Linked DNA regions of Homo sapiens: all the other regions are linked to region 2. A link is an interaction called in ENCODE POLR2A ChIA-PET data of the cell type or tissue named here. Cell type or tissue: MCF 10A. All regions are shown on one strand. Each heading gives the region's core, and the rest is flanking DNA. Links, peaks and the distances in the headings are about the cores only.

Region 1 (8,000 bases), core at 1-8,000, 88 kb after region 2:
CGCCACCACACCCGGCTAATTTTTTTGTATTTTTAGTAGACACGAGTTTCACTTTGTTAGCCAGGATGGTCTTGATCTCCTGACCTCGTGATCCACCCACCTCGGCCTCCCAAAGTGCTGGGATTACAGGTGTGAGCCACCGTGCCTGGCCTTTTTTTTTTTTTTTTTTTTTTGAGATGGAGTCTTGTTCTGTCGCCCAGGCTGGAGTGCAGTGGCACAATCTTGGCTCACTGCAACCCCTGCCTCCTGGGTTCAAGCAATTCTCATGCCTCAGCCTCCCAAGTAGCTGGGATTACAGGCGAGCACCACCATGCCTGGCTAATTTTTGTATTTCTAGTAGAGATGGGGTTTTGTCATGTTGGCCAGGCTGGTCTCGAACTCCTGATCTCAGGTGATCCGCCTGCCTCGGCCTCCCAAAGTGCTGGGATTACAGGAGTGAGCCACCACACCTGGCCCACTGTTTTATGTTTTAAATAGTACCCATCATTAGCTGAAATTGTATTTGTTTGCACATTCTGTGTTCCCCTCTCTAGAATGTAAGCTCTACAAGAGCAGGACCCCTATCCTGCTAGTTGCTGAATCCCCAGTGCCTAATACAGTCCCTGGAACATTGTAGTGTTCAAACTATTTGTTGAATAAATTAATGAATCATCAATCCCCTGAGACCAGGCATTGCATTTCCCGTTCTTTATTTCCTAATCCTCTTAGGGAAGGACCCAGGCATGCAATATCCCCTCCATCCCATCCCCATGCTCCCCACCCAGTGGGAGGACTCACTTGGCAAAGGGGATGAGGTTGACTCCATCATCCTGCACCTGCATGACTGGACGGGGCTGGGTAGTTAGTCTCCTTTTTGGTGCTGGGAGGATAATGGAAAAGAAGTCATTCATTCGGGCTGGATGTGGTGGCTCACGCCTGTAATCCCAGTACTTTTGGAGGCCAAGGCGGGCGGATCATGAGGTCAGGAGTTCAAGACCAGCCTGGCCAATATAGTGAAACCCCATCTCTGCTAAAAATACAAACATTAGTCGGGTGTGGTGGCGCGCGCCTATAGTCCCAGCTACCCAGAAAGCTGAGGCAGAAGAATCGCTTGAACCTGGGAGGCGGAGGTTGCAGTGAGCCGAGATCGCGCCACTGCACTCCAGCCTGGGGGACAGAGCAAGACTCTGTCTCAAAAAAAAAAAAAAAAAAAAAAAAGGCATTCATTCATATAATGTCTGTAGGGATGAGGCCAGTAGCAGATCTAGAGAATGGAAAAAGAATGTATGGATGCTGAAAAAAGAGAGAGCTTAAAAGGTATTTGTAGCGGCTGGGCGCAGTGGCTTATGCCTGTAATCCCAGCCCTTTGGGAGGCCGAGGCAGGCAGATCACCTGAGGTTGGGAGTTCGAGACCAGTCTGACCAACATGGAGAAACCCCGTCTCTACTAAAAATACAAAATTAGCTGGGCATGGTGGCGCATGCCTGTAATCCCAGCTACTCCGGAGGCTGAGGCAGAAGAATCACTTGAACCAGGGAGTAGGAAGTTGCAGTGAGCTGAAATTGCACCACTGCACTCCAGACTGGCAACAGAGCAAGACTCTGTCTCAAAAAAAAAAAAAAGGTATTTGTAGTGCTGGACTGTTAATTGAACATTTAGGTTGAAGATAGTGAGCACAGGAAAAGTGGATGTGGTAAAAAGATAAAGGAGAAAGCAAATCTTCTGAAGCTAAATGTGCAGAATAAGTGAAATTTACAGATGGCAGTTAAGCGACAACTGGCAATATGGGACAATGAAATTGAAAAATGATGACAGTGGAGACTGGGTGGGGTGGAGGCATTTGGGGGTAAGAGAAGTGACAGAATTGAGGGTTCTCAATGAATCAACTATGAGTGGTTAGTGAAAGTTAATTGTGTGGGCCGGGTGCAGTGGCTCACACCTGTAATCCCAGCACTTTGCGGGGCTGGGGCAAGAGAATTGCCTGAGCTCAGGAGTTGGAGACCAGCCTGGGCAATACAGAGAGACGTCATCTCTATTTAAAAAAAAAAAGTTGGCTGGGTGTGGTGGCTCACGCCTGTAATCCCAGCACTTTGGGAGGCTGAGGCGGGTGGATCACCTGAGGTCGGGAGTTCGAGACCAGTCTGACCAACATGGAGAAACCCTGTCTCTACTAAAAAATACAAAAATTAGCCGGGCATGGTGGCACATGCCTGTAATCCCAGCTACTCAGGAGGCTGAGGCAGGAGAATTGCTTGAACCAGGGAGGCAGAGGTTGCGGTGAGTTGAGATCGCGCCATTGCACTCCAGTCTGTGCAACAAGAGTGAAACTCTGTCTCTAACAAAATAAAAAAAGAAATTAAAAAAAGTTAAGTGTGGACATAATGGTCAACTGGTGACAGGGAAGGAGGGGGCAGTTGGGAATGCCTGTGGATAGGGAGGTCAGTTGCATATAGGGACAGCCAAAGATGACCTGAAGGCCAGTTGGGGTGGGGAGAAAGGGCAGTTAAGGCTGGGCACACTGGCTCACGCCTGTAATCCCAGCAATTTGGGAGGCGGAAGTGGGTGGATTGCTCGAGCCCAGGAGTTTGAGACCAGCCTGGGCAACATGGCGAAACCCCCTCTTTACCAAAATACGAAAAAGTTTAGCCAGGTGTGGTGGTGTGCGCTTGTACCCGGAAGGCTGAGGTGGGAGTGTCATCTGAGCCCGGGAGGTCAAGGCTGCAGTGAGGTAAGATCGCACCACTGCACTGCACTCCAGCCTAGGCGTCAGAGTGAGACCCTGTTTCTAAGAAGAAAAAAAAAAAAGCCAGGCGCGGTGGCTCAAGACTGTAATCCCAGCACTTTGGGAGGCTGAGGTGGGCGGATCACTTGAGGTCAGGAGTTCGAGACCAGCCTGGCCAACACAGCGAAACCCAGTCTCTACTAAAAATACAAAAATTAGCCGGGTGTGGTGGCAGGCATCTGTAATCCCAGCTATTCGGGAGGCTGAGGCAGGAGAATCGCTTGAACCCAGGAGGCGGAGGTTGCCGTGAGCCGAGGTCAGCCTGGGCAACAGAGCAAGACTCCGTCTCAAAAAAAAAAAAAAAAAAAAAAAAAGAATACTAGATAAGTTAGGAGAGAGTGCACATAGGCTCCCGAAGGACAGAAGCAGCCAGCTGGAACTGTAGAGGTGAACTAGTATTTATCCAAGGGAACTAGGGATGGGCTGGGAAAGCAGGTGAGGTCAAAAGCGGAGAGAAGTATACCGTGCGGAAGCGGCAGATGGGGCTAGTTGGAGTTGGGCTGAAAGGGCCTAAAGTGGGGTCTAAAGGGGATGTCCTGACTCGGAGGGGGGTCAGCAGAACGCGAGGGAGCAGCGGGAGCTGCGGGGCATTCGGGCCTCAGATAGTTGGGTCCAAGCGGGTGACCTAGATCCAAGGGCAGGATGGAGCTGAAGGAAGCCAGGAAGGATCCTCCACAGTTGACTTCGGGGTAGCCACGGCCTGCGCCTGCGAGGGTGGATGAGGACCCGAGGGTCCGGCTGGGGCTGAGGGGCTGCCTGGAGCCCCGCTGGAGGGAAGCGCCGGGCCGGAGGGCGCGGCCTGCGCCTGAAAGGGCGACGGGGACCCTCGACAGGTGGACCGGGCGTGGCCGGACCTTCCGGGCAGCCCCGCCCGAGGGCACGACTGGGGGCTGCTTCCCTCGAGAGGGGCCCTGAGGTGGTGGGCCCAGGCTGAAGGGCAGGCTGGGGCCTGAGGGACGCCCCGGGTCTGAGAGGGCAGCTCCGGCCTTAGGCGGCACCCGGGCCTGAAGGGGTTGTTTGGGCCTCAGGCGGCGTCCAGGGCGGCCGAACTTGAGGGCCAGGCGGGGACAGAGCGCCCGAGTAGCCGCGCCACGGCCGGCCGCATTTGGCCCCAGCACCTGAAGCAGCTGCGCGGCGAATTCTAGAACTCGGCGGGGCGGGGAGGAGAGAGACGGCGATTCGAGCCGCGGGAGGAGCCGGCGGGCGGTGCTCGTCTGAGGGCGGGGCCTGAGCGGAGCCACCTTCTGGGCGGGCCTCGGCAGGAGGCTCCGCCCCCTGGACGCGCCTCCAACGGCGGCGACGGGAACTGGGCCGGGGCCTGGGTGCCCCCGCGGGTCAGCCCCCGACGTTTCCCTGTTCTTCAGGCGTCTGCAACCCTCCTGGGTTGCGGCGTCTGCTCGCCCTTCTGCGTCCGCAGCTCGGTCCCCACGTTCCCGCTCGCTGGGCCCCACAGGCCAGGAGCGTTGCCCCTTTAACAAGAGTAGCCCGGGTCGCTCCCGGCTCCTTCCCGGGACCGCGCGTACCCGCCCCTCCGCGCGCGCTCGCGCGTCCCCCGCCCCTCGCTCCCGCCCCAGCTCGCGCTGCCCGGGCGGGCGCCGGCCGCTGGCGCCGCTACTGCTGCCGCCCCCGGGGCGCGAGTCCGCCGCCCGCCGCCCGGGCACCCGGCGAGGGGCGGGGGCAGCTCCGAACCGGCCCCAGATCCTTCCCGCTTCCGCCTCACGCTTCCCGGAAAGCTTGTCCCTCTCCGCCGAGCTGCTCCGGGAGCCCCGCCGCGCCGAGGTGAGGGCTGGGGAAGGGGGAGGGAAGGGACGCCCGCGGAGGAATGTGCCGGGTTGGGGGGCGGGGAGCCGGGGTCCGGCGGCGCGATCTAGGCTCAAGAGTCGGGATCATGTGCTGTTTGTTCCGCGGAGGCGCAGAGAGGTGCCAGGCCCGGGCGGCCGCCGGCTGGCTGGACAGGAGGACGGGTCCGCATGGCCGCCCTGAGAGGCCGGGCGGGGACCTGTGTGAGAACCGCCGGGTGGGCAAGGTGCAGGTGGCCCAAGACCCCCTTTCGGGCCGGTCGGCCCCACCCCAGCCGCCCAGTATCCTCCTTGTACCCCACGGCTCCTTCACAGCTGCACCGGCCGACCCCTGTCCCTACCTCTATTCCCTTACCCCGCTGGCCCCCAGCCGTGCCACCCCATCCCTGTCCCATTAGCTGCAGCAACGGCGTCACCATCGCTTGTCCCCACCAGTGTCCTTCCCTCCCCTGGTCAGGGTCTAGGGGGTCAGGGCTGTTCTTCCTGAGCCAGCTTCTGTGATTCCAGCTACTCCCTTCCTGTCCTGGGACAGACCAGCCCCTCACCCTCCCATGCTCTGCCCAGGAAGACTGGTGAGGGGAGGCCCAGCGTGACAGGAGTTTGGGGTCCACTGGGGCCACAGGAGGGGGCTCCGCATCCCTTATCCTTCGTGGTCCTCCTCCCTGTTGTCCGTGGGCGTGGGCTGCTCAGCCTCTCCTCCCAGGGTGTGGGCACCCGATCACCCACATTCCTGGGCTCCAGCCTGGCACCTTCCCCAGGGCAGTGGACGCCATAGCACTAGCCCCAGGTTGGGGCTGGCACCAGCCAGCCGGCTTCCTTTTCTTTCTCCCTTTTAGGGAGGCCCCAGGGACCCTCTACCCTCAAACACAGGTATTTCTGGGCGCCCCAAGGGTGGAGCCCTGAGGGTTGGTCTGATGGCTACAGGATGACCCCACCCTCCCCTGCTCATTGTCCCGGATCCTGAGGAGGAAGTGCTGGGGGCTGGGCAAGGGGCTTAGAGCCCACACAGCTGGCCCTGTGGATCCCAGTCCTGGGCCCTACCTACAGTCCTTGGACTTTGCCCATCTGCACTACTGGCCTGGTGCATGGAGGTTGTGGGCCTCAGGTGGAAACTAGATTCTCCCTTGCCGACACTGTGGGGGAATTTGAGGACAGGTTTTGCATTTGCAGTTTCCTCTCTGGTCTCTCTTCTGGGCTCCCAGTTTGTGCTTTGGCGCCGGAGTTCCCCACCCTGTCTCTTTAACACCGTGTGTTTGCTGTGCTGTGTCTCTTCCTCCTTTCCTCTCCCATTCTTTCCTTCATAGCATGACCTCAGGCTTGCCTTTTGTCTTATTTCTCTAATTTTCTTGGTGTCTGTGACTCTCTGCCCCTCCTCTCTCTCTTCCCACCCCCCTCACGTCTCTGCCCATGTGCCCCTCTCTCTGAATTGCCCTCTGTCCAGCCTCTTTCTCTCTCTGTCCTCTATCTGAACGTTCAGTACATTTGCGAGTGACAAGGAATAAAAATATCACCGTCCCTGCCCTTGGATTCACATTGCATTCAGCCACTCTAGAGGGGCAGCTGTCCGTACTTTTCCTGCTATTCCCCCCGTAACCTTGGCCCTCCAACCTGGGAACCCCAGACGGGTCTCTGGAACCACAGGTGCCTTCTAACAACTCTTCCCCCGCAATCAGGGTATCTCCCAGAGCCCCAGCTGGTGTGGCCAGGCCCCAGGAGTAGGATGGGGCTCCCCCTACGAGGGCCGGTGGCAGCCAGAACTGATACAGCCCCCCTGGTCTGGGGCCAGGACGCCAGGTAACTGGGGGAGACCGCCCAGGTTCCTGCAAGCTGGAATATGGCTGGGGAGAGAGGCAGAAATACCTTTGGGAGTCTCTCAAGACAGTGACATTTGGGAGGAAAGCCAAGGGAATAAGAGCTGGGTCCTTGAGAGGCTGGGTGGCTCTGGGGGAGATGTGAAGAGACTGGTTCCGGGAAGAAGCTGGGAGGCAATGTCTGGGTCCCTGCAGTGGTTCTGACCCCACCACTCCTTTCTCTGTCCTCCAGCTGAGGAGGGCAGGAGTGTCTGGAGCTATGGCTGGTGCCTCGGTGAAAGTGGCAGTGAGGGTTCGGCCCTTTAACGCCCGTGAGACCAGCCAGGATGCCAAGTGTGTGGTCAGCATGCAGGGCAACACCACCTGTGAGTGAGTCCCCGGGGCCTGGCTGGGCACAGGCAGGGAAGGCCGGGCCCACCACACAGGCCAGTCCCGCTGGGCCAAACTAAGAGGAGGGTAATGCTGGGCACAGAGCAGGTGCTAGTCGTAAGGGCGGGGGCTGGGGCAGGCTGGCCTTTCCCGTGTTCCCAGTCCCTGGGAGGGGGAATGTTGGCCTGGAGCCCTCCATTGCCCAATCCAGGGAGGCAGCTCAGTGGGGGCGGGTCCTAGGAAGCCAAAATTAGCTTTGGTGGCTGGAGGGGGTGGGGAATGTTAAAGGGGAGAGAAGAGTCAGGACAGTGGTGAGGAGTGGGATGCTTGGATTCCAGGGGCTGGTTGGGGTATGGGCAGGGACTGGGAATACCTGACCTTGACTTTCCTTCCTTTACCCTCTCCTGCCCCTCAGCCATCATCAATCCTAAACAGAGCAAGGATGCCCCCAAAAGCTTCACCTTTGACTACTCCTACTGGTCACACACTTCGGTGGGTTGTTGGGCTGGGGGAAGAGCAAGGCAGTGAGAGACAGAGGATTTAGGTCCTGGGGAGGGGACATGTTAAGAAATAGGACCCCCAGGGGATTAGTCAGGGTGAATTGGGAGGATGATCCTGGGTGGGGGTGGTAGGACCCTTAGGCTGTGATTGAGGCCTCGACAGGAAGGCGGAATCCCTTGGGGTAATTAGGACTAGCAGGGGCTGGATAGGATCCTTGGGGTGGTAAGGACAATGATGAGGGTGGGAGGGCACACAGGACATTTGGGGAATCGTCAGTGATGGAAGCAAGACTCTTGGGACAGAGACACAAAGGATAAAGACATCCAGGGTTACTCTGTTTTTCTCTGCCCCCACTTTCTCCTAGACGGAGGACCCCCAGTTTGCATCTCAGCAGCAAGTGTATCGGGACATTGGAGAAGAGATGCTGCTCCACGCCTTTGAAGGCTACAACGTGTGCATCTTTGCCTATGGGCAGACCGGGGCTGGGAAATCCTATACCATGATGGGGCGACAGGAGCCAGGGCAGCAGGGCATCGTGCCCCAGGTACGCCTAGGACCTGGTGGGGCAGCCAGGGCAGGAGCATCTTTAGCTGCCCTCTGAGGAAGGAAGGACTAGGGTCGGAGGATTATGGAACAGAGACCTGGCTCTGAGGCCATTGGTGATGGGAGATAGAGGTTGACTGCAAGCTGGACAACCCTCTGGGGTGGGAGGGTCTTCGCCCCTATCAGAGGCAACGAGCCTCAGTGAGTAGAGCAGGG
Region 2 (11,030 bases), core at 505-8,504:
GCCTCAAGGAGTTATCATCTAATGACAGAGACCTATCAACAGCCAGTGATGCCAGACTATGAGAAGCATAAAAATAAACAGGTGCTATAGAATCTGTAGCTAGGGTGAATCAGATCTGTCAGAAAAGCAAGGTTTTGGCCAGGCACAGTGGCTCATGCCTGTAATCCTAACTATTTGGGAGGCTGAGGCTGGAGCATCACTTGAGCCCAGGAGTTCAAGACCAGCCTGGGCAACACAGTGAGACCCCCCATCTCTACAAAAATAAATAAACAACAACAAAAAATATTAGCCAGGCATCATGGTGCATGCCTGTAGTCCCAGCTACTTAGGAGGCTGAGGCGGGAGGATTGCTTGACCCTAAGAGATCAAGGACACAGTGAGCTACGATCACACTACACTCCAGCCTGGGTGACAAGCGAGACCCTATCTCAAAAAAATGAAGTTTCCGGCTGGATGCGGTGGCTCAACACCTGTAATCCCAGCACTTTGGGAGGCCAAGGCAGGTGGACCACCTGAGGTCAAGAGTTCGAGACCAGTCTGGCCAACATGGTGAAACCCCATCTCTACTAAAAACACAAAAATTAGCTGGGTGTGGTGGCTGGCACCTGTAATCCCAGCTACTCGGGAGGCTGAGGCAGGAGAATCACTTGAACCTGGGAGACGGAGGTTGCAGTGAGCCGAGATCGTGCCACTGCACTCCAGCCCGGGTGACAGAGTGAGACTCCATCTCAAAAAACAAAAAAATGAAGTTTCTCCTAGGTTTCCTGTAGTCTTGCACATGGACTGGAACTTACTAGACCAGTGTCAGAGGCCAAGGCAGCTCCAGAGCCTGTCTCCTGATCTGTCTCTGCCGCTCTGTCCGCTCTCTGCTCCTCTCACTTCGTCAGCACTGCCCATTCCCCCTACTTTGCATGTCCCCTTTCTACTGTGTAGTTTCTGCTTTCTCGTCACCTGTGCATCATTTCACCATGGTCTTAGCCCCAGACCAACTTCTTGGCTTCTCTCTGCAGAGGCAGCACTTTTGTTCCCGTTGCTACTGCCTGATGCTCTGAGGGCTTGGGGTGCCAACACTGAAGAAGGATCATGGGGTTGGCCTAAGACTGCCTTGTTTAGGATGGATAGTGGGTGTGGCAGGCCCTGACACCACATGTCTGGTAATTCACCCTCTAGCAACCCAGCCCACTTCTCCTATATGTTTAGCTCCCAAAACGGCCTGCCAGGATGCCATTCTCACTGCTAGAGCTGAAATATATACAAATATATGAAATATACATAAATTAATACAGTTAATATAAATTCACTCTATCCTCCCCAGCAGGATTCAAACTTGAAATCTTGCTTCAAAAAGTGATTATGAGAAAAAAAATCTAATAATCTGATCAAAAAGAGGGCAGAAGATTTGAATAGACGCTTCTCAAAATAAGACACACAAATGCCAAACAGGTATAAGAAAACGTGCTCAGCATCATTGGTCATCACTGGGAGGCTGAGGTAGGAGAATTGCTTGAGCCTGGGAGTTCAAGACCAGCCTGGGCAATATAGTGAGACCTCATCTGTAAATAAATAAATAAAATTTTAAAAAACAGATGAATGGTGAGCCAAGATCATGCCACTGCATCCTAGCCTGGGAAACAAGAGAGAAAACTGTTTAAAAAAAAAAGAAAAAAGAAAAACACAGATGAATGGATAAAGCAAATGTGGTACATATACACAATGGAGCACCATTCACCCATAAAAAAGGATGAGATCCTGTCATTTGCAACAACATGAATGGAACTGGAGATCATTATGTTAGGTGAAATAAGCCAGGCACAGAAAGACAATCATTGCATGTTCTCACTTATTTGTGGGAGTTAAAAATCAAAACAATTGACCTCATGGACATAGAGAGTAGAAGGATGGTTACCAGAGGCTGGGAAGGGTAGTGGGCAGGTAGGTGGATGGTGGGGATGGTTAATGGGTACAAAAAAAATAGAATAAGACCTACTATTTGATAGCACAACAGAGTGACTGTAGTCAATAATAATTTCATTGTACATGTTAAAAAAAACTTAAGAGTGTAATTGCATGGTTGGTAACTTAAAGGATAAATGATTGGGGGAATTAAAAAAAAAAGTGATTATGGCAAGGGTCCTTCAAGAAAACACTCCGGGCCGGGCGCGGGGGCTCACGCCTGTAATCCCTGCACTTCGGGAGGCCGAGGCGGGCGGATCACGAGGTCAGGAGATCAAGACCATCCTGGCTAGCATGGTGAAACCCCGTGTCTACTAAAAATTAAAAAAAAAAAATTAGCCGGGCATGGTGGCGGGCGCCTGTAGTCCCAGCTACTCGGGAGGCTGAGGCAGGAGAATGGCGTGAACCCGGGAGGCGGAGCTTGCAGTGAGCCAAGATCACGCCACTGCACTCCAGCCTGGTGACAGAGCAAGACTCAGTCTCAAAAAAAAAAAAAAAAAAAAAAAACACTCTCAGCCCAGAGTCCAGTGTCCCCTGCTCTAAGTAGTTTCACTCAGGTCTGATTTCCATCCATTCTCCAAATGATGGGCTAAATCCTCAACTTAAGCACCACAACTACATCATGTATAAACAATACATCACACACACACCCCACAACATAGAAAATGCAATAGTGGGCTGGGTGAGGTGGCTCGTGCCTGTAATCCCAGCACTTTGGGCAGCCAAGGCAGGTGGATCACTTGAGATCAGGAGTTCAAGACCAGCCTGACCCACATGGTGAAACCCTGTCTCTACTAAAAATAGAAAACTTAGTCGGGCACGGTGGCTCACACCAGTAATCCCAGCACTTTGGGAGGCCGAGGCGGGCGGATCACGAGGTCAGTAGTTTGGGACCAGCCTGATCAACATGGTGAAACCCCGTCTCTACTAAAGATACAAAAAATTAGCCAGGGGATTACACCTGTAATCCCAGCTACTCGGGAGGCTGAGGCAGGAGAATCCCCTTGAACCAGGCAGTCAGAGGTTGCGGTGAGCCTAGATCGTGCCATTGCACTCCAGCCTGGTGACAGAGTGAGACTCTGTCTCAAAATAATAATAATAATAAAATGCAATAGTTAACAAAACTACATTTGAGCCAACAACCTGCATAGGAGAGGTGCGGGTTACAGTGAGTAGAAATCCTCATTCCTGGAAGGCTGCAGTGGCCATGGGCCTCACACATAGACCGCATTCACCTGAGAGCCAGGGGCTGGAGCTGCAACTTGTGAGTGACCAGTGCATCCCAGGGGCTTGCCTTGCTCCTCATGCTGGAGGAGTTTCCGGAAGGGGCTCTTGCCACTTCCCACATCACAGCAGTGCGTTCCTGCCAGTGCTGGGAGCAAAGCTCAGCCACCGTTCCTGCCAGCGCTGGGAGCAACGCTCAGCCACCGTCTTTGTCTAGGTTTGGTTTGCTCACAGTGAGGACTGCCTCGGGGGCTGAGACTTCCTGCCGAGTTAGTGGAGTCAGGCACAGGCCTGCTAGCCAGGGCTGATGGTTCGTATTTTCATAATGAAAATTCCCCAGAACCTGAATGGGCTGCCTGACAATTCCCCTACACACACAGACACACAGACACACAGACACACACACACACACACACAGAGACACACACATACACAGATACACAGACACACACACAGACACACAGAGACACAGACACAAAGACACACACACACACAGACACAGACACACAAACACACACAGAAACACAGACACACACACAGCCACACACACAGCCACGGACACACACACACACACACATTCACAGACACACGCAGATACACACAGACACACGCAGACACAGACACATAGACACGCAAACACAGACACACACACACACCCAGACACACACACACACACCCAGACACACACACACACACACAGACCCAGATACACACATACACACAGACACAGGCATGGACCCACACACACACACAGACACACACACAGACACACACACCCCGGGATGCTTTGACTTCCAAGTAAGACCCAAAAGAACTAGCTCAACAGGAAGCCACTCCCGTCGCCTGCCGGCTTCTGGCTAGCAGCGCAGAACAGCTGCAGCTGACTCCAGCGGCCAGGCTGCCAGGCCGCGGCCTCTCTGCCTTCAGTGCCCTCACAGCACAAATATCCCCAGGCTGGCCAGAGGAGGGCCCCCTCTCCACTCCACACAAAGACCTGCTCTTGATTTGTGGACAGAAGTAGGTTCAGCTGAACCAGAGCAGGGAGGTGTAGTAGACCCGGATTTCTATTTTCTTTTTTTCGAGACGGAGTCTCCCTCTCTGGCCAGGCTGGAATGCAGTGGCGCAATCTCAGCTCACTGCAACCTCCCGCGTTCAAGCGATTACCCTGCCTCAGCCTCCCGAGTAGCTGGGACTACAGGCCGCACCACCACACCCAGCTAATTTTTGTATATTTAGTACAGACGGGGTTTCACCATGTTGGCCAGGCTGGTCTCGAACTCCTAACCTCAGGCGACCCACCCGCCTCGGCCTCCCAAAGTGCTGGAATTACAGGCACGAGCCCGTATGAGGGAAATACATGAAGTCACGGGTGCTTTATCTTCCAGCACCTTCCCTTCTTCTGAGAACTGTCCGTCTCCAATCCTGTGGGCCCAGAGGATCTGCCTGGAACGGAGACAGCCCACCCCTGGCCAGAGTGGACTGGTCTCAGGAGGACACCTGACCCAAGCCAGGCCAAAGAAAGTCCCTTCCCTGGGAATGTTCTCAAACAAAACACAGGAAAGCAGTCTGTCTCTGCTGCCACAAGCTATGAAACCTGGATGCATGGGCTGCCATGTTCATTCCTCGTTTTTTACGTGTGTAAGAGAGAATGCAGCTGAGACGCAGACGAGCAGAGACAAGAATGCGCCTCAGCGTTCCCGCCCCGCCCCAGGAATACCTGAGGCCCAGCAGAGCTGCTACAGGCTGGCTGCCCACAAGTCCTTTGATGGAATGAGGAAACTCAGCCTCTTTCCAATATATCTCCCTTTTCTTGGCTTAATATATGAGGATTTTCAGGGAGGGCAGGGTGGCTCACGCCTGTAATTCCAGCACTTTGGGAGGCCGAGGTGGGCGGATCACGAGGTCAGGAGATGGAGACCATCCTGGCTAACACAGTGAAACCCCGTCTCTACTAAAAATACAACAAATTAGCCGGACGTGGTGGCGGGCACCTGTAGTCCCAGCTACTCGGGAGGCTGAGGCAGGAGAATGGCGTGAACCCGGGAGGCGGAGCTTGCAGTGAGCCGAGATCACGCCACTGCACTCCAGCCTGGGCGACAGAGCGAGACTCTGTCTCAGGAAAAAAAAAAAAAAAAAATTAGTCCGGTTGGTGGCATGCACCTGTAGTCCCAGTTACTCAGGAGGCTGAAGTGGAAATGGGGGAGAATCAATTGAACCTGGGAGGCAGAAGTTGCAGTGAGTGGTGATCCTACCATTGCACCCTCCAGCCTGGGTGACAGAGTGAGACTCTGTCTCAAAAAACAAAAAAAAACAAAAAAAAAAAAACCAAAGAATTTTCAGGTCAGGGGTGGTGGTTCCAACCTGTAATCCCAGCACTTTGTGAGGTCAAGGTGGGAGGATTGCTTGAGGCCAGGAGTTCAAGACTAGCTTGGGCAACATGGCGAAACCCTATCTCTACAGAAATAAAAACAAAAAGAAAAAGAAAAGTAAAGCGTTCCACTTGAGGCCAGGTGCGGTGGTTTACGCCTGTAATCCCAGCACTTTAGGAGGCTGAGGCGGGCGGATCACCTGAGGTAGGGAGTTTGAGACCAGAAAAAAAAGAAAAAGAAAAAAAAACTGAAGCCAAGAAAGTCATAGACCAAACAAGAATTAATGAACTAATTAGTATCTCAGAGGAAAGAAGGCCTTCCTTCCTTTCCCTAGAGCCCAAATCAGAGACCATAAAGAAAAAGAAAAAATACATCAACTTCTGTAGGGCAAAAACTATGAAACGAAAGGCAAGCAAACAACAAACTGGGAGAAAATGTCTGTAACCAGTGACATCTCTGCTGTATTTATGAAGCCCTCACAGAAAGCCATGAAGAGCTGACAAAACCTGGGCACCGTGGGGAAACGGTGAGAAACCCCGGGAGAGAGGAAGATCTGGACTTGGAGGAGAACAGCACACCAGAGCAGAAGGGGGCTGGTGCCTAGGAAAGAGATGAACAAAAATGGTAAAAACTCCAAAGTGATTTCAAAGAGGGATAAAAATGTGGAGGGTGGGGGAGGGGGAGATGGAGAGAAAGAGGAGAGGGAGGCCACCAGGGCGGCCCCAGGGCCAGGGCTAAGCACTCACCCTCCCCAGGAGGCAATCTCTCCACAAACTTGGGTAAAGAAGAGAAAACAAAAGTCCTTGCAACTTACCAGTACAGGAAGGAGAGTCCATACCGTTCATCTTGTTAGAAAAGATCTCAGCCAGGCGCGGTGGCTCACGCCTGTAATCCCAGCACTTTGGGAGGTCGAGACGGGCGGGTCACCTGAGGTCAGGAATTCAAGACCAGCCTGGCCAACATGGAGAAACCCCATCTCTACTAAAAATACAAAATTAGCCGGGTGTGGTGGTGCGTGCCTGTAATCCCAGCTACTCAGGAGGCTGAGGCAGGAGAATTGCTTAAACCTGGGAGGTGGAGGTTGCAGCGATCCCAGATTGCGCCACTGCACTCCATCCTGGGCAACAGAGTGAGCCTCTGCTGCAATAAAAAAAATAAAACAAATAAAAAATAAAAACAGAAAAGAAAAGATCTCGAATCTGCTTCTCACTTCAGCGCAGAGGCAGAAGACGAGAATGAATCGAGAAGGAGAATCCCCATATCAGCAAAGAATGGATGCTGCGTTCACGGGCAGTTTCCACCACATTGTGGGCTTGCCTTCAGAAAGAGAGAAGGTGGTGGCAGAGATGATGCCGCTGCAGAAGCCAGAAGAGGGTCCAGCTGATGTTCAAAGTTCAGGAGGAAAGGATTCAATATCAGAGAAAAACTACTAAGAACTCCCAGTACCTAAACAGTTTGATGAGGTGGGAATCCCAAACAGAAAGGAGGCAAGAAGTAATTACAGCTGGGCACGGTAGCTCACACCTGTAATCCCAGCACTTTGGGAGGCCAAGGTGGGCGGATCACCTGGGGTCAGGAGTTCGAGACCAGCCTGGGCAACATGGTGAAACCCCATCTCTACTAAAAATACAAAAATTAGCTGGGTGTGATGGCACGTGCCTGTAATCCCAGCTACTTAGGAGGCTGAGGCAGGAGAATATCTTGAACCCAGGAGACAGAGGTTGCAGTGAGCCAAGATCGTGCCGGTGCACTCCAGCCTGGTGACAGAGCAAGACTCCGTCTCAAAAAAAAAAAAAAAAAAAAAAAAACAGCAAGTACACCTGTCACCCAGATTGGAGCACAGTGGTGCAGTCTTGGCTCATTGCAGCCTCGACCTGCTGAGCTCAATGATCCTCCTGCCTCAGCCTCCTGAATAGCTGGGATCACAGGCGCACACCACCATACTTGGCTAATTTTTTAACTTTTTCATCAAGACAGGGTCTCGCTATGCTATGTTGTCCACGCTGGTCCCAAACTCCTGAGGTCAAATGATCCTCCTGCCTTGGCCTCCTGAGTAGCATCAACTGCAGCCTCACTTCACCATGGCTGGCTTGACTTTTAATGCTCCTACTACCAATACTTATTTATACTATTAATACTAAAAGTAAATAGAAGTCCATTTTTATTTATTTAATTTTTAATTTTTTTTTTTTTTGAGACAGAGTCTCTGTTGCCCAGGCTGGAATGCAGTGACGTGATCACAGCTCACTGAAACCTCCACTTCCCAGGTTCAAGCAATTCCCCTGTCTCAGCCTCCCAAATAGCTGGGACTACAGGTGCGCGCCACCATACCCTGCTAATTTTTTGTATTTTAGTAGAGATGGGGTTTCACCATGTTGGCCAGGATGGTCTTGATCTTCTTACCTCGTGATCCACCGGTCTCGGCCTCCCAAAGTGCTGGGATTACAGGCGTGAGCCACTGCGCCCAGCTGGAAGTCTATTTTTATTTTTATTTATTATTATTATTATTATTTTTGAGACAGAGTTTCACTCTTGTTGCCCAGGCTGGAGTGCAATGGTGCAGTCTCGGCTCACTGCCTCCTGGGTTCAAGTGATTCTCCTGCCTCAGCCTCCCGAGTAGCTGGGATTACAGGCATATGCTACCATGCCCAGCTAATTTTGTATTTTTAGTAGAGACAGGGTTTCTTCATGTTGGTCAGGCTGATCTCAAATTCCTGACCTCAGCTGATCCACCCGCCTCGGCCTCCTGGGATTACAAGCATGAGCCACCGCACCTGGCCCGGGAAGTCTATATTTAAAAAGAAAGTGGTATCTGAGTTAGGTGGCTGTCATCTGTAATCCCAGCATTTTGGGAGGTCAAGGCTGAAGGATAGGTTGAGCTCAGGAGTTCTGGACCAGCCTGGAACATAGTGAGACACCCCCCAATCTCTACAAAAAAAAAATTCTTAATTCTAATGTTCAAACGTTGTTTTAGGCTGGGCGCAGTGGCCTGTAATCCCAACACTTTGGGAGGCTGAGGCAGGCATATCACTTGAGGTCAGGAGTTCAAGACCAGCCTAGCCAACATGGTGAAACCCCATCTCTACTAAAAATACAAAAATTAGCTGGGCATGGTGGCAGGTGTCTGTAATCCCAGTTACTCAGGAGGCTGAGGCAGGAGAATCGCTTGAAGCCAGGAGGTGGAGGTTGCTGTGAGCCAAGATCATGCCACTGAACTTTAGCCTGGGCGACAAAACAAGACTGTCTCAAAAAAAAAAAAAAAGAAAGACATCAGAGGACGCTTATAAAAGTGAGACATGAGACAGAGAGAAAAGCCCAAGGAGGTTCCTTATTTAATGTTTTCAATCTTCTCCCAATGCATGGAGCAGCTCCTGCCTCTTAGAACATGGGCCATGCTTCTGAGTGCCTGCTGTTCCAAAGTCTGCCATCCAGAGGGACAGACAGACATTAAAACAAAGTAGCAGAACAGCTTTGGCAAGGTGCCCTAGGAATTTATAATACAGTAACTAATCCAGTCTAGAAAGCTCAAAATACACTTTCTCTCCTGGAATTGACCCAGAGCTAAAGCCACCAATTGACCAAATGCCTGCTAACAGTGCCCATGTTTAAAGTCCAAGATCCCCCAGGTGACAGATTAATTAGTGACTCTCTCATGCAAACCTTGGATAGAAACATTCTACTTCAACTATCCAGGCTCCTTATCGGACTCAGGATCCTTATCGGACTCAGGATCACTTCCACGGAAACCCACTTTTGATTCCAACTTTTGTTTTGTTTTAGGTGGACTCTTTTGGTTACAAAGAAAAAGGAATAAACTTAAATCACTTATTTATGTATACATTTATTTATTTATTTTTGAGACAGGGTCTCACAGAGTTGCCAAGGCTGCAGTGCCACCATTACAGCTCACCACAGCCTTGACCTCCCAGGCTGAAGTGATCCTCCCACCTCAGCCTCCGGAGTAGCTGAGACTACAGGTCCACACTATCACACCCAGCTAATTTTTAAATTTCTTTGTAGAGCCGGGGTCTCACTGTGTTGCCCAGGCTGGTCTTAAACTCCTGGACTCAAGCAATCCTCCTACCTCAGCCTCCCAAAGTACTGGAATTACAGCCATGAGCCATCGCCCCTGGCTTTTAAATCACTTTTTATTTTTTGCATTTATTTATTTATTTATTTTTGAGATGGGGTCTTGCTCTGTCACCCAGGCTGGAGTGCAGTTGCACGATCTCAGCTCACTGCAATCTCTGCCTCCTGGGTTCAAGCAATTCTCCTGCTTCAGCCTCCGGAGTAGGTGAGACTACAGGCATGTGCCACTATGACCGGCTAATTTTTGCATTTTTAGTAGAGATGGGGTTTCACTATGTTGGCCAGGCTGGTCTCGAACTCCTGACCTCAGGTGATCCACCCACCTCGGCCTCCCAAAGTGCTAGATTACAGATGTAAGCCACCGTGCCAGGCCTAATTTTTGTATTTTTATTTATTTAGACAGAGTCTCGCTCCATCACCCAGGCTGGAGTGCAAGTGGCGAGATCTCTGCTCACTGCAACCCCTGCCTCCCAGGTTCAAGGGGTTCTTGTGCCTCAGCCTCCTGAGCATAGCTGGGATTACAGACATGCACCACCACACCAGGCTAATTTTTAAAAATATTTTTCAGTAGAGACAGGGTTTTGCTGTGTTACCCAGACTCGTCTTGAACTCCTGTCCTCAAGTGATCCACCCGCCTCCGCTTCCCAAAGTGCTGGGATTACAGGAGTGAGCCACTGCACCCAGCCTATTTTTGTTGTTGTTGCTTCTCGGAGAACAGAGCTAACCCATAGACAATGTGCTCAGAGTCAGCTAAATCACTTTTTTTTTAAAGGAAAGTTTTTCTGTCATCATGACAGGAATTAATTCCAGCAAGAATTATCAGTGGATAGCCAGGCACGGCGGCTCACATCTGTAATCCCAGCACTTTGGGAGGCCGAGGCAGGCGGATCACGAGGTCAGGAGTTCGAGACCAGCCTGGCCAACATGGTGAAACCCCGTCTCTACTAAAAATACAAAAATTAGCTGGATGTGGTGGCGCGTGCCTGTAATTCCAGCTACTCAGTAGGCTGAGGCAGGAGAACTGCTTGAACCGGGACCAGGGAGGCAGAGGTTGTGGTGAGCCACGATCAACGATCACGCCATTGCACTCCAGCCTAGGCAACAAGAGTGAAACTCTGTCTCAAAAAAAAAAAAAATTATCAGTGGATGCTGCAGGATATAGGCCAGAGATTGAGAAGGAACAAGATATTTACATAGTATCAAAGTATCTCTCCACGAAAGTGCTCCTTAGTTACAAAGTAAAAAAACAGAATCTCCACAGTGGAGAAACATGGCGGATGCCACCTTAACCAAAGGATCAAAGTTAACATCCCCATTAAGGGTGAAATTGATATAATGTGTTTCCTGATAGGACCCACCAAGAAAGATCGCTGGTGTAATATTCCTGCCAGAAAA
Region 3 (11,030 bases), core at 1,633-9,632, 60 kb before region 2:
CTAGACTACATGCAACTGGTATTGTTTTCTGCCTGTTTTTTGGTTTCTTTTTGCTTTTTTTGAGATGAACTCTTGCTCTGTTGCCCAGGCTGAAGTACAGTGGTGCGATCTAGGCTCACTGCAACCTCCACCTCCCAGGTTCAAGATCCTCCTGTCTCAGCCTCCCGAGTAGCTGGGATTACAGGTGCGCACCACCACACCTGGCTAATTTTTGTATTTTTAGTAGAGACAGGGTTTCACCATGTTGGTCAGGCTGGTCTCGAACTCCTGACCTCAGGTGATCCACCCACCTCGGCCTCCCAAAGTGCTGGGATTACAAATGTGAGCCACCGTGCCCGGCCTGCCTGTTTTAATTGTAAATGTGTGATATTTCTGTGACTTATGGTAAACAGGCTTTGTGGGCTTACTGAGGACTAAAACATTATCCATAACGTTTCTTGGTAAAGTTTTTGGAGACTTTTGGAATATGGCCTGTTTCATGGGCTGGAGACAGTCTGTATGAGAGATAGTTACTGCCCTCCAGGAGCACTTGGCCTCTAGATCTGTGTCTTAATAGAGGACACCTTTTATTCGTATACCTGGGTCTTTTTGAGGTGGGGAGAGTGAGTGACCTCAGCCTGAGCTGAACAGGTGGTGGGTTGGCACTGGGGAGCACATGTTGGGAATACAGAGCTCCACGGGGCTCGTACCCAGAACTAATAGAGATTTCTAAATGTAGGGCCGCTGGGTAGATCACTGTGATGATGAAGAGGACATGCAGAAGACTTCAGAATATTTGGTCTGCAGGAAAGATAGTCGAATAATTCAAAAGAAAGCCTCTTCAGAGGGAGGAGAGGAAGGCTGTCTCATTTCCCCCCACCCTTTAAAAATGTGTTGTTGTTGTTTTTTAATGTGATTAAGTATATGTAAGACTTACCATTATAACCATTTTTCAGCGTACACTTCTGTGGCATTAAGTGCATTCACATTGTTGTGCAACTGTAACCACTATCCATCTCCAGAACTTCTTCATCCTCCCCAAATGAAGCTCTGTACCCATTAAACACTGACTCTCTGAACCCTCCACCTTCCAGCCCCTGGCACCCACCATTCTGCATCTCATTGTCTTTTGTGTGTGCAGAGTTGAGCAGAGGGTCTGACCGAGCAGATGTTTAATATTTGTTGAGTCCGCCTAGGTGCATGTCTCAGAAGTCCATGTATCATCAGCCAACCCAGAACACAACCCCCCTCCCAGCTCTAATGCAAGATGACAGGCTTCTGAAAGGGATTTTAAATGAAATGGCTGTCTGGAATCACAAGAGGATTGGGCAGCAGCAAGAGAAGTTAAGGGTTTCTGTTCCGTATTCAGTTCCTTTTGCCACCCCCCAGCCATGACTTGCGTTCTGGTTCTGCTATGCTCATGTTCGTCATCTTGCTTGTTTTCAGCCTCTTACTTCATCTCATCCTGGGGGTCTGATGGGTAGGTGCTAGAGGAAGTTGGAAATAAGGTCGTTTAGGGGATGAAGATCATAGAATGTAACAGCATTTCTGTATTAGTATGTGAGGGGTACATGTGTTAAAGGGCGGTCAACCCTCCTGGACCTCCAGGCCTCGACAGTTGAGAGCCAGGTCAGGCTCTGTATTCCTCTAGTGTTCATACTCCTGGACAGACCCAAAGCATGACCTGGAATTGAGTTGGATTTTTTTTTTTTTTTGACAGAGAGTCTTGCTCTGTCACCCAGGCTGGAGTGCGGTGGCACAATCTTGGCTCAACTGCAGCCTCCACCCCTGGGTTCAAGCGATTCTCCTGCCTCAGCCTCCCAAGCATAATAGCTGGGACTACAGGCATGCGTCACCACGCCCAGCTAATTTTTGTATTTTTAGTAGAGATGGAGGTTTTACTGTGGTGGCCAGGCTGGTCTCAAACTCCTGACCTCAAGTGATCCACCTGCCTTGGCCTCCCAAAGTGCTGAGATTGCAGGCGTGAGCCACCGCATGTGGCTGAGTTGGATATTTTAGAACACAGATGAATGCAATGGCCTCCCTGGCCTCCTCACTTTCCCTCATCCTTGCTATTTACAGTTTCTCATTGACCTTCATGGGGAAGGAGGAAAAAGGGAGGGAGTGACACACTTATTCTCCAGGTGGCCCAGGAAGAGAGGAGGGCAGGAGAGCCCCCTGTCTTAGAGGTCAAAATACAGGCCTCTAGCTGGTAGGCTGGGGTGGTATCTTAGGGTACACTGTTGTGGGCTGTGCCCTTACATTACCAGGCAGAAGCCTGCAGTGCAAAAGACCTCTGCGTTTCCTCACAATAGTGTCAGATTGGAAGGATCAAGGGAAGACTCAAGGACTCATGAGGTCTTTTTTCTCTGTCTCCTTGTACAACCTTAGAGGAAGCTGCATGTATTTGATGACACCTTCCAGGAACTGCCCAATACCGAATGGCCCTTCTCACCACAATTCCTCTTACTGCAGTCTAAAGCGTACTTTTTTCTTAGGCTGAGCCAGGTCTGAATGGCAGTCAGTTGTTTTCCTTGGACTGAGTCTCAGTCTACCCCACCCTAATGTTCAAAGTTTGAATGAAGGAATGTTCCAATTGATGACTCCTAGAGACACTAACATCCTTAGGTGTTATCCTACAGTCTGCCTGGATGTTGTTCCCATCACCATCGCCAATACAAGTAATAAGTGATTGAAGTGTTTGTGTTTAAAGCAGAGCCTCTATGGGCCATCTTATTATGACTTTTTTTGAGACAGGGTCGTGCTCTGTTGACCAGGCTGGAGTGCAGCGGCATGATCATAACTTGCTGTAGCCTTGAACTCCTGGCCTCAAGTGATCCTCCCACCTCTGCCCCCCAAAGTGCTAGGATGACAAGTGTGAGCCACAGGCTCGGCCCCATCTTACATTTCAGAAGGTGCCAGCAGTCGGCCAAGGCCTCAGAGCTAGTGAGAGCTGACTTCCCATACTCATGCCTCATGACTCTGCCGCATTGCCCAGTCCCCACCAGAAACAGAGATCTCGTGTGAGATTGGTCAGTGTGGAGTCCAAAGTGTAGTCTTTGCAGCTTAGTTGTGTTTCACAAGTTAACAATGAACATACCTGCTACTGCCCGGATCTCCTGTCCTGGCCTCATAACCTCCTCAGGTGGCCCAAATTGCCTATCTCTAAAGAGCTGTCAGTGGGAGGCCTGCTAACACAACGGGCTGTTTGACTTTGCCTTTGAGGCAATGTGATCCATGGAGTGAACATGGCATGAGGAGCCGGGTGACCTGGTTCTAGTTTTGGTTCCAGTTCATTCATTCATTCATTCATTCATTCATTCATTCAGATGGAGTCTCGCTCAGGCTGGAATGCAGTGGCGCAGTCTCAGCTCACTGCATCCTCTGCCTCCTCGGTTCAATCAATTCTCCTGCCTCAGCCTCTAGCGTAGCTGAGATTACAGGCTCCCACCACCACACCTGACTAGGTGAGCTGATGCTGGTTTGAATCCAAGTCTGTCTCCAAAGCCTATGCAGTTGCAGGGAGTGTTTCCCGAGGACTGTAGGATGATAGGATTCCCTAAGATCCCTTCAGGCCCAGGAGTCCTTATTTCTTCCTAAAAATTTTTGAGTGCCTACTATGAGACAGAGCCAGCCCCCTGTCATAGAGGTCAAAATATGCTTTATTTGTTCTCACACTGACTTAAACATATGAATATATTAAATGTGTAATTTACAGTGTTCTATATATAAGGAAAAGTGCATGTATGAGGTGGTGACTGTGTGTTAAGCTGGGAGGAGCTGACAGAAACGGGGGGTGCCAGTGGCCAGGGCGGGTGGTGTCTCAGAGCTGGTCTCGGAAACATCAGTTCCTACTGTGTAGAGAGATCTCAGGTTGGGCGCAGTGTTGGAGTGTGGGTATGGAGCCCAGCATCCATGGGAAGGACACAAAAAATAAAGGGAAGTTTCAGAAAAAGGTCTGGGCCCAGTACAGTGGCTCATGCTTGTACTCCCAGCACTTTGGGAGGCAGAGGTGGGTGGAGTGCTTGAGCTCAGTAGCTTGAGACCAGCCTGGGCAACATAGAGACCTCATCTCTGTTTAAAAGAGGAGAGATGGGGGAGAGAGAGGAAGAAGGAGGGAGGGAGGACGGGAGGGACTCTGAAGGACTATTTGATTTGAAATATGACCTTCAGAATATGTACACTCCAGAGACGGTTTCCTGAGTCTGCTAGTGCTGAGGAGGAAGAGCAGTCAGAACCAAATGGGGATTGACTTGTGAAGACAGGGAATTGTTCCTTAGGGACAGAGAGGAACCTGGAATGGGGGACCTTCCCCATCGCTCCCTGCAACTGCACAGACCTTGGAGACAGACTTGATTCAAACCCCAGTTCTGTCACTTACTACGTGTTCTTTGGCAAGTAACTCATACCCCTATGCCTCAGTGTTTGGGGGTATTTTTTGAGACGGAGTCTCACTCTATCGCCCAGGCTGGAGTGCAGTGGCGTGATCTCGGCTCACTGCAAACTCCGCCTGCCAGGTTCATGCCATTCTCCTGCCTCAGCCTCCCAAGTAGCTGGGACTACAGGCACCTGCCACCACACCTGGCTAATTTTTTGTATTTTTAGTAGAGACGGGGTTTCACCGTGTTAGCCAGGATGGTCTCCATCTCCTGACCTCGTGATCCGCCTGCCTCGGCCTCCCAAAGTGCTGGGATTACAGGCGTGAGCCACCGCGCCTGGCCTCGTTTTTGTATTTTTTAGTAGAGATGGGGTTTTGCCATGTTGGCTAGGCTTGTCTTGAGCTCCTGACCTCAGGTGATCCGTCTGCCTCAGCCTCCCAAAGTGCTGGGATTACAGGCCTAAGCCACCGCGAACCTGGCCCCTGTGCCTCAGTTTTGTCCTTTGTAAAATGAAGGTAACAAGACTCACCTAATAGGGATGTTGAGAGGATTAAATAAAAGGGATGTAAAGTGCTTAGTCTGGTAAATGCTCATTAGACAGGTGGTAGCTGCCCAACATCTCTTATTGCACAAAGTTCCCAGAAAGCGTGTCTCCTGGGGTTCTTTAACATTCCTCTCCCCCTGACTTAGTATTTTGTTTAAGAAAGAGAAAACCACCCAGTCTATTGATTTTAAGGTAAATGGCTGAGAGTGAGTCAGTGAGCCCCAGGTGTAGACCTGGAATTCTGTGGGCTTGGCTTCCCTTTCCCAGTCCTAGAGCCTCCTACCATCTCCTGAAAGTCTTCCAGCGTCACTGCAAGGAAGAGTAACTTCAAAATCTTCTATCTGAACACGAAACTCCTGTTTGTCCTGACTCAGGAATTCCGGCAATCACTGGGCAGTCACTCTGGCCCTGCGTGCTGTTTTCTGTAAAAGCTCTGGACCCACCCAGAGAAAGCATTCAGCCTGAGGGGAAAACCTATGCCTCACCCTTGGGGACACACAGCTTTGTTGGGATGTGAGAGACAAGACATTGGCACAGAAATGTATAAAGAGCTTTATTGAAAGGCACAGATTGAAGGCTGGGCGGCTCAGGATGCTGGGCTCCTTACTCTGCCTTGCCTGGAGATTTGAGATTCCTGCCTTGAGCCTTTGTGTGCTCCCCACCCCTGCTCCTCCCTTGGCTAACTCTTGCCTGTCCCTGTGGTCTCAGCGTGTTTTGTTTGTTTGTTTGAGATGGAGTTTTGCTCTTGTTGCCCAGGCTGGAGTGCAATGGTGCGATCTTGGCTCATCGCAACCTCCATCTCCTGGTTTAAGCGATTCTCCTGCCTCAGCCTCCCGAGTAGCTGGGATTACAGGCACCCGCCACCATGCCCGGCTAATTTTTTGTATGTTTAGTAGAGGTGGGGTTTCTCCATGTTGGTCAGGCTAGTCTCGAACTCCCGGCCTCAGGTGGTCCGCCCGCCTCGGCCTCCCAAAGCGCTGGGATTACAGGTGTGAGCCACCGCGCCCGGCTGGTCTCAGCTTAAACATCACTTCCTTAGCGAGCCTTTCCTGGCTCCCTTCCCATCTTGACCTCCCTTTAATCTTTCTTTTCTTCTTTTTTTTGAGACACTGTCTCCCTCTGTCATCCAGGCTGTAGTGCAGTGGCGCAAGCGTGGCTCACTGCAGCCTCCTTGAATCGTTCTGATAGCACTCTGTATTTTTTCATCAGAGTCTTTCACAGGTGTTGTGTAATTATGTCTTTAATGTCTGCTTCCTTGATTAGACTGTAAGCTCCATGAAGGAAGAAGGGACCATTTCTGTTTTGTTCAACGCCACGTTGTAGTATCTAGCAATGCCTCTACATAGCTGACACTCAGTGTTTGTTGAATGAATGCATGAGCTGGCTCACCAGGCCATAGATTTGGCATGAAAGGTGTCTGGGAAGGTTTCTTAGGATAAACAGGAGAGACAGGCCTGGTGAAAAGTTGAGTGAACATGTTTGCTCCATCCTGCTGGTCAGGAAGTTCCCCTTCTGTCTCACCTGCGTCTCTTCAGCTGTAATTTATCCTGGGTTGGTCCTTGGTGGGGCCAGAGAATATCTGGTCTCCACCCTTTGGAGAGTAACCCTGTTCTTTCTCAGAGTGTGATTCAGACAGTCCTTCCTCCCCTTCCTGCTGGCCCCCCCCGCCCTCTACCTGTTCTTCCTACAGCTGACTCAGCTTCACACCCTCTCCCTCTCCTTCCAGGATCTCTTTTCCTGTCCCCTTGTCCTTCAGAGCTTTCCTTCCTAAGTTTTCTCTCATGGCCTGTCATTGGTCTTCTGGAATTCGAAATCATATGGGTACAGGTCACAAGTTTTCTTGGTCATGAAGCTTCTCTAGTCTCTTCCTTGGGTTTGTGGACACCTGACTCCCACAGAAGGAGGCTGGCAATAAGATATAATGATCTGTTTGTGCTGCAATTGAAAACCAGCAGCAAGAAGCCTTATTATTATCCAACCCCTCATTACTAGTGTTGTCCTCCTCCGTTAGCTTGGTATCTGCCAGCCTGAACGGGCCTGGCATCTCCTTTCTGCCCCCTCCCACTGCCATGCTGTGCCCTTCCTTGCTCTCTCTGGTGTCTGCTTCCCAGGGACTGGCCCTCCTCCCTGCCCCTGTCAGCCTGCCTCCGAGGCCACAGATCTGGTTTTCCTCCCTTCTGTCTCACCTGCCTTCCTCTCAATTCTACTTTTTATCTTGTTTCTTCTCTCCTGAACTGCCACACTTCACCCTAAATCCCAGTAACGCCAACAGTTTTGGTAAATCACTTTTTGCCACAGTTTTGCCTTGCTTTGTGGGAGCCAGTTTCTTCATAATGACTCTATGCAAATTTGTAGCATTTTATGGATTTTAAAATGTTTCCACATCGGTGAATTCTTGTGAAATGGGCCTGGGTAGATAAGGAAAAGAACCTCCAAGAGGTTAAGTGATTTGCGGATTTGCCTAAATTATACAGAAGAGTCAGAACCAGTGCCCAGGCCTTCTGATTCTTAGTGCAGTAAACACTAAGCACCATCATTCCATTTCACCACACTCCTGTCTTGCTGTTGTCCTCAGCTAAGAAAGCCTACCCCTGAGTTACCCTCTTCCATCTTAGAGCCTTCCTGCTCGCTGTCTGCCCCCCTGCGATGGGGACTTCTTTGGCCCTTCTCACCCAGCCCAGCCTCTGCCCGTTTCCTTCTCCTTTCCACTGCGCTGAGCTCTTTTCTCCTCCGAGAAGCCTTCCCTTCATCTCTCCTGGCCCCATTGTCTCCCGACCTCTTTGGGCCATTATTAGTGTTCCCGTGTGGTTTTTGCCAACCACGTAGGAATTCCCTGCCTTAAGAAAGTCCACTCTCGGGCCGTGCGTGGTGGCTCACGCCTGTAATCCCAGCACTTTAGGAGGCCAAGGTGGGTGGATCACCTGAGGTCAGGAGTTCAAGACCAGCCTGACCAACAAGGTAAACCCTGTCTCTACTAAAAATACAAAAATTAGCCGGGTGTGGTGGCTTGTGCCTGTAATCCCAACTACTTGGGAGGCTGGGACAGGAGAATCACTTGAATCGGGGAGGCAGAGGATGCGGTGAGCTGAGATCACCCCACTGCACTCCAGCCTGGGCAACAGAGTGAGACTCTGTCTCAAAAAAAAAAAAAAAAAAAAAAAAAAAACTAAGAAAGTCCACTCTCTGGTAAAACATTTACCAAGCATATAAATTATGAGGTGCTGATTCATATGACAAAAAGGAGATTCACTTTTAGTAGCTGCTCTAATGCATTCCACTTAAGTGAATATTCAAGGATTATTTTGGAAGGATGGAGATAATCCAAAACTAGTGTGAGAAACTGCTGCATTAAGGAAGGAGGGAGGTTTTTCTAGATAACTGCTGCATTAAGGAAGGAGGGAGGTTTTTCTTTTATTTCTGTATTCATTCATTCCACAGACAGGTATTGAGGGCAGCCCTGACCTCCAAGAACTTAGTCTAGCAGAGGAGACAGATAAGAGAATCAATCACAAAAATGTAATTGGTGTCACGAAAGAGTCAGTACAGGGTATTGTGGGAGGAGAGGATTGTGAGGGGCACTTCCTGGAGGTGACATTGTCTCAGTGGAGGTCGGGAGGCACAGGCACGAGGCATCCAGGTAAAGAGGAGGAGAGTGATGAACAGCATGTGGAGACCCAGGAGTGAGAAGGAACAGAGAGAAAGCCACTAGTTAGTGCAGTGTTCCTGCCCCTCTGCCTCATCCCCACACCAGCAAGAACCAAAAGGCACCAGCATGAGAATTGGCAAGGCTCCAGGTAAACCATAGCTGGGATATTCAGCTGTACAGCAGTCATATGTGAGCCTGAGGAAGAACCTGTTTGGCCCACAGAGGGAGACAGAATCTACTGGGTGGGGGGGGTGTGATTTGTGGGGGAGTGTGGTTGATGGGTGGAGTGTGTTTGGTGGGGGAGTGTGGTTTGTGGGGGAGTGTGGTTGGTGGGGGAGTGTGGTTGGTGGGGGAGTGTGGTTGGTGGGGGAGTGTGATTTGTGGGGGAGTGTGGTTGGTGGGGGAGTGTGGTTGTTGGGGGGAGTGTGGTTGAGGGGGAGTGTGGTTGGTGGGGAGTGTGGTTGGTGGAGGAGTGTGATTGATGGGGGAGTGTGGTTGGTGGGGGGAGTGTGGTTGGTGGGGAGAGTGTGGTTGAGGGGGAGTGTGGTTGGTGGGGGGAGTGTGGTTGATGGGGGGAGTGTGGTTGGTGGGGGAAGTGTGGTTGGGGGAGTGTGGTGGGGGGAGTGTGGTTGGTGGGGGAGTGTGGTTGGTGGGGGAGTGTGGTTGAGGGGGAGTGTGGTTGGTGGGGGGAGTGTGGTTGGTGGGGGGAGTGTGGTTGGTGAGGGAGTGTGGTTGGTGGGAAGAGTGTGGTTGGTGGGGGGAATGTGGTTGGTAGGTAGAGTGGTTGGTGGGGGAGTGTGGTTGGTGGGAAGAGTGTGGTTGGTGGGGGAGTGTGGTTGGTGGGAAGAGTGTGGTTGGGGGGAGTGTGGTTGGTGGGAAGAGTGTGGTTGGGGGAGTGTGGTTGGTGGAGTGTGGTTGAGGGGGAGTGTGGTTGGTGGGGGGAGTGTGGTTGGTGGGAAGAGTGTGGTTGGTGGGGGAGTGTGGTTGTTGCTGTGTGCCATCGGAAGGCTATGCAAGTTTGAGCGCTTGCTTCACCTTGACAAACATTTCACTTGTTAGAGCCCTGGCTTTCTCATCTGTGCTCTGAGCTAGTCATTCCTGCCAAGCTTCCCTGCAGGTTTAAGTGCAGATGCAGTCATGACTGTGAAAGCACCCTGTGAACTGTAAAGTCTGGGCAGTTGGGTGGTGGTAGGAGAGGCAGCAACTGTGAGAGGATGAACTTGATTCTGCTGATCTCGGACGGAAACTGATTCTTGGGAGAGAGACAGAATCAAACGGCTCTGACATTTGAAAAGCCATGGCCTCGCTTACCTACAGTGAGACTTGAGAAGAAGTGCTGGGGAGGTAAAGGCTGAGATACCACCTCCGCTGCCTGAAAGACTTTGCAAGATACTCCAGCTGGGGATAGGAGATGGCTAGAATGACCTCCAACTATCTTCACACCCGAGGCTGGGGCTGCCCTTCCAGGCCTGCAGTTCTGTATTTTCCCTTAGAAGGTTCTGGAGGCAGACGGAACCTCAGAAGCAAACGGTTTATTTTTTAGGTTTTTCAGTTTATTTTTAAATTTCTGACTGTGATGGTGTTTATTTTTTCCTTTTCCCTTTCCCCACTTCCCCGGCTCAGCATCAGAAAGGGACCATCTGTCCGTTGCCTTGCTGTGGCCATTTTAGAACCAGCGCAAGGCTGCTTGAATCTGGTCCCCTCTTCTCCCTCACTCCCTCCCCCACCACCTGGCTTTCTCTACTCTGCACTGCCTGCTTTCATCCAGCTCCCTCCAGGTGTCAGCTGCCACCTCTTATAGGCCTCCATCTGTGAAGACCTCCAGGCTGAGTCCAGCCACCAGACCAGGGCCCCTGTCTGAGGCAGCCAGATCTGTGGGGAACCTAGACATGGAGGCAGCAAAATTACCCTTTGAGAGGAGGAGGGGAATAAATTCCAGTCTCCTTGCTCCAGGCAGGGCCCCTCTGCTCTGACTGGTTTCTGATGAGAATGGTATGTGTATTCATGTATGTGTCATGTCCTGACTTGTTTCTGCCTCTGCATGTACCTGCAAGTCAGTGTGTGTGTGCATGCGTGTGTCTCACACATCCCTCTGGCATAGAGATCCATGAGTGATTTATAAACTGCCTTTCCTCCCATCACATAAATATTTTTCCTGGTTTCTTCGCCTTCCTTCTACTTCTAGAACTGGCCTGATTTCCTCCCCTCCAGTGCTTCATTCCCATAAAAACACTTCAAAACACAGGTAGCCATCGATAGACAGAGGACAAGTACTTCACGTTGTGGATTCAGAATAAAAAGATCCGGTTGAGTTCCACAGTGTGAGAGGCAGGGTTAGCAGAGTGGAGAGTCTGTTTCAGAGAGTAAGAAGCGCTGAGAAAAGGAGTTTTTTTGAAGGCTTCATTAAAAAGAGTCCAGGCTGGGCGCGGTGGCTCCCGCCTATAGTCCCAGCACTTTGGGAGGCCCAGGTGGGCAGATCACT

What was found. Peaks named below come from ENCODE experiments on the same cell type or tissue, not always from the same donor. Only the 100,000 strongest peaks of a DNase experiment are listed, where the experiment ranks them.
Region 1: POLR2A ChIA-PET joins it to region 2 with 12 read pairs; 14 of 35 experiments call an interaction of 5 or more read pairs at or near these places.
Region 3: POLR2A ChIA-PET joins it to region 2 with 10 read pairs; 4 of 35 experiments call an interaction of 5 or more read pairs at or near these places.

Annotation. Positions count from the first base shown.
Region 1 is chr17:4,993,617-5,001,616 of GRCh38, forward strand. It overlaps INCA1 (inhibitor of CDK, cyclin A1 interacting protein 1), which reads right to left and starts at 3,906. Exons shown (of 7, transcript NM_001394789.1): 1 at 3,880-3,906; 2 at 778-859. The coding sequence starts at 821. It overlaps KIF1C (kinesin family member 1C), which reads left to right and starts at 4,334. Exons shown (of 23, transcript NM_006612.6): 1 at 4,334-4,540; 2 at 6,234-6,354; 3 at 6,604-6,736; 4 at 7,156-7,232; 5 at 7,606-7,785. The coding sequence starts at 6,631. RefSeq lists silencers at 3,647-3,736, 3,777-4,646, 4,697-4,796 and enhancers at 6,039-6,650, 6,651-7,261. In MCF 10A, for the core only: no CTCF peak of the experiment used is centred there; DNase peaks (open chromatin) are centred at 3,975 and 4,255.
Region 2 is chr17:4,905,131-4,916,160 of GRCh38, forward strand. It overlaps a transcript of CHRNE not described here and a transcript of C17orf107 not described here. Among named protein-coding and RNA genes, the nearest start is that of CHRNE, 7.5 kb to the left of the region's middle. RefSeq lists enhancers at 2,719-3,545, 3,546-4,371, 3,985-4,154, 4,372-5,198. In MCF 10A, for the core only: a CTCF peak has its summit at 4,147 (motif pointing right); a DNase peak (open chromatin) is centred at 4,151.
Region 3 is chr17:4,843,960-4,854,989 of GRCh38, forward strand. All of the region lies in intron 1 of MINK1 (misshapen like kinase 1), which reads left to right. Among named protein-coding and RNA genes, the nearest start is that of MINK1, 16 kb to the left of the region's middle. RefSeq lists enhancers at 4,991-5,706, 5,707-6,420, 9,887-10,838. In MCF 10A, for the core only: no CTCF peak of the experiment used is centred there; DNase peaks (open chromatin) are centred at 5,292, 6,552 and 8,692.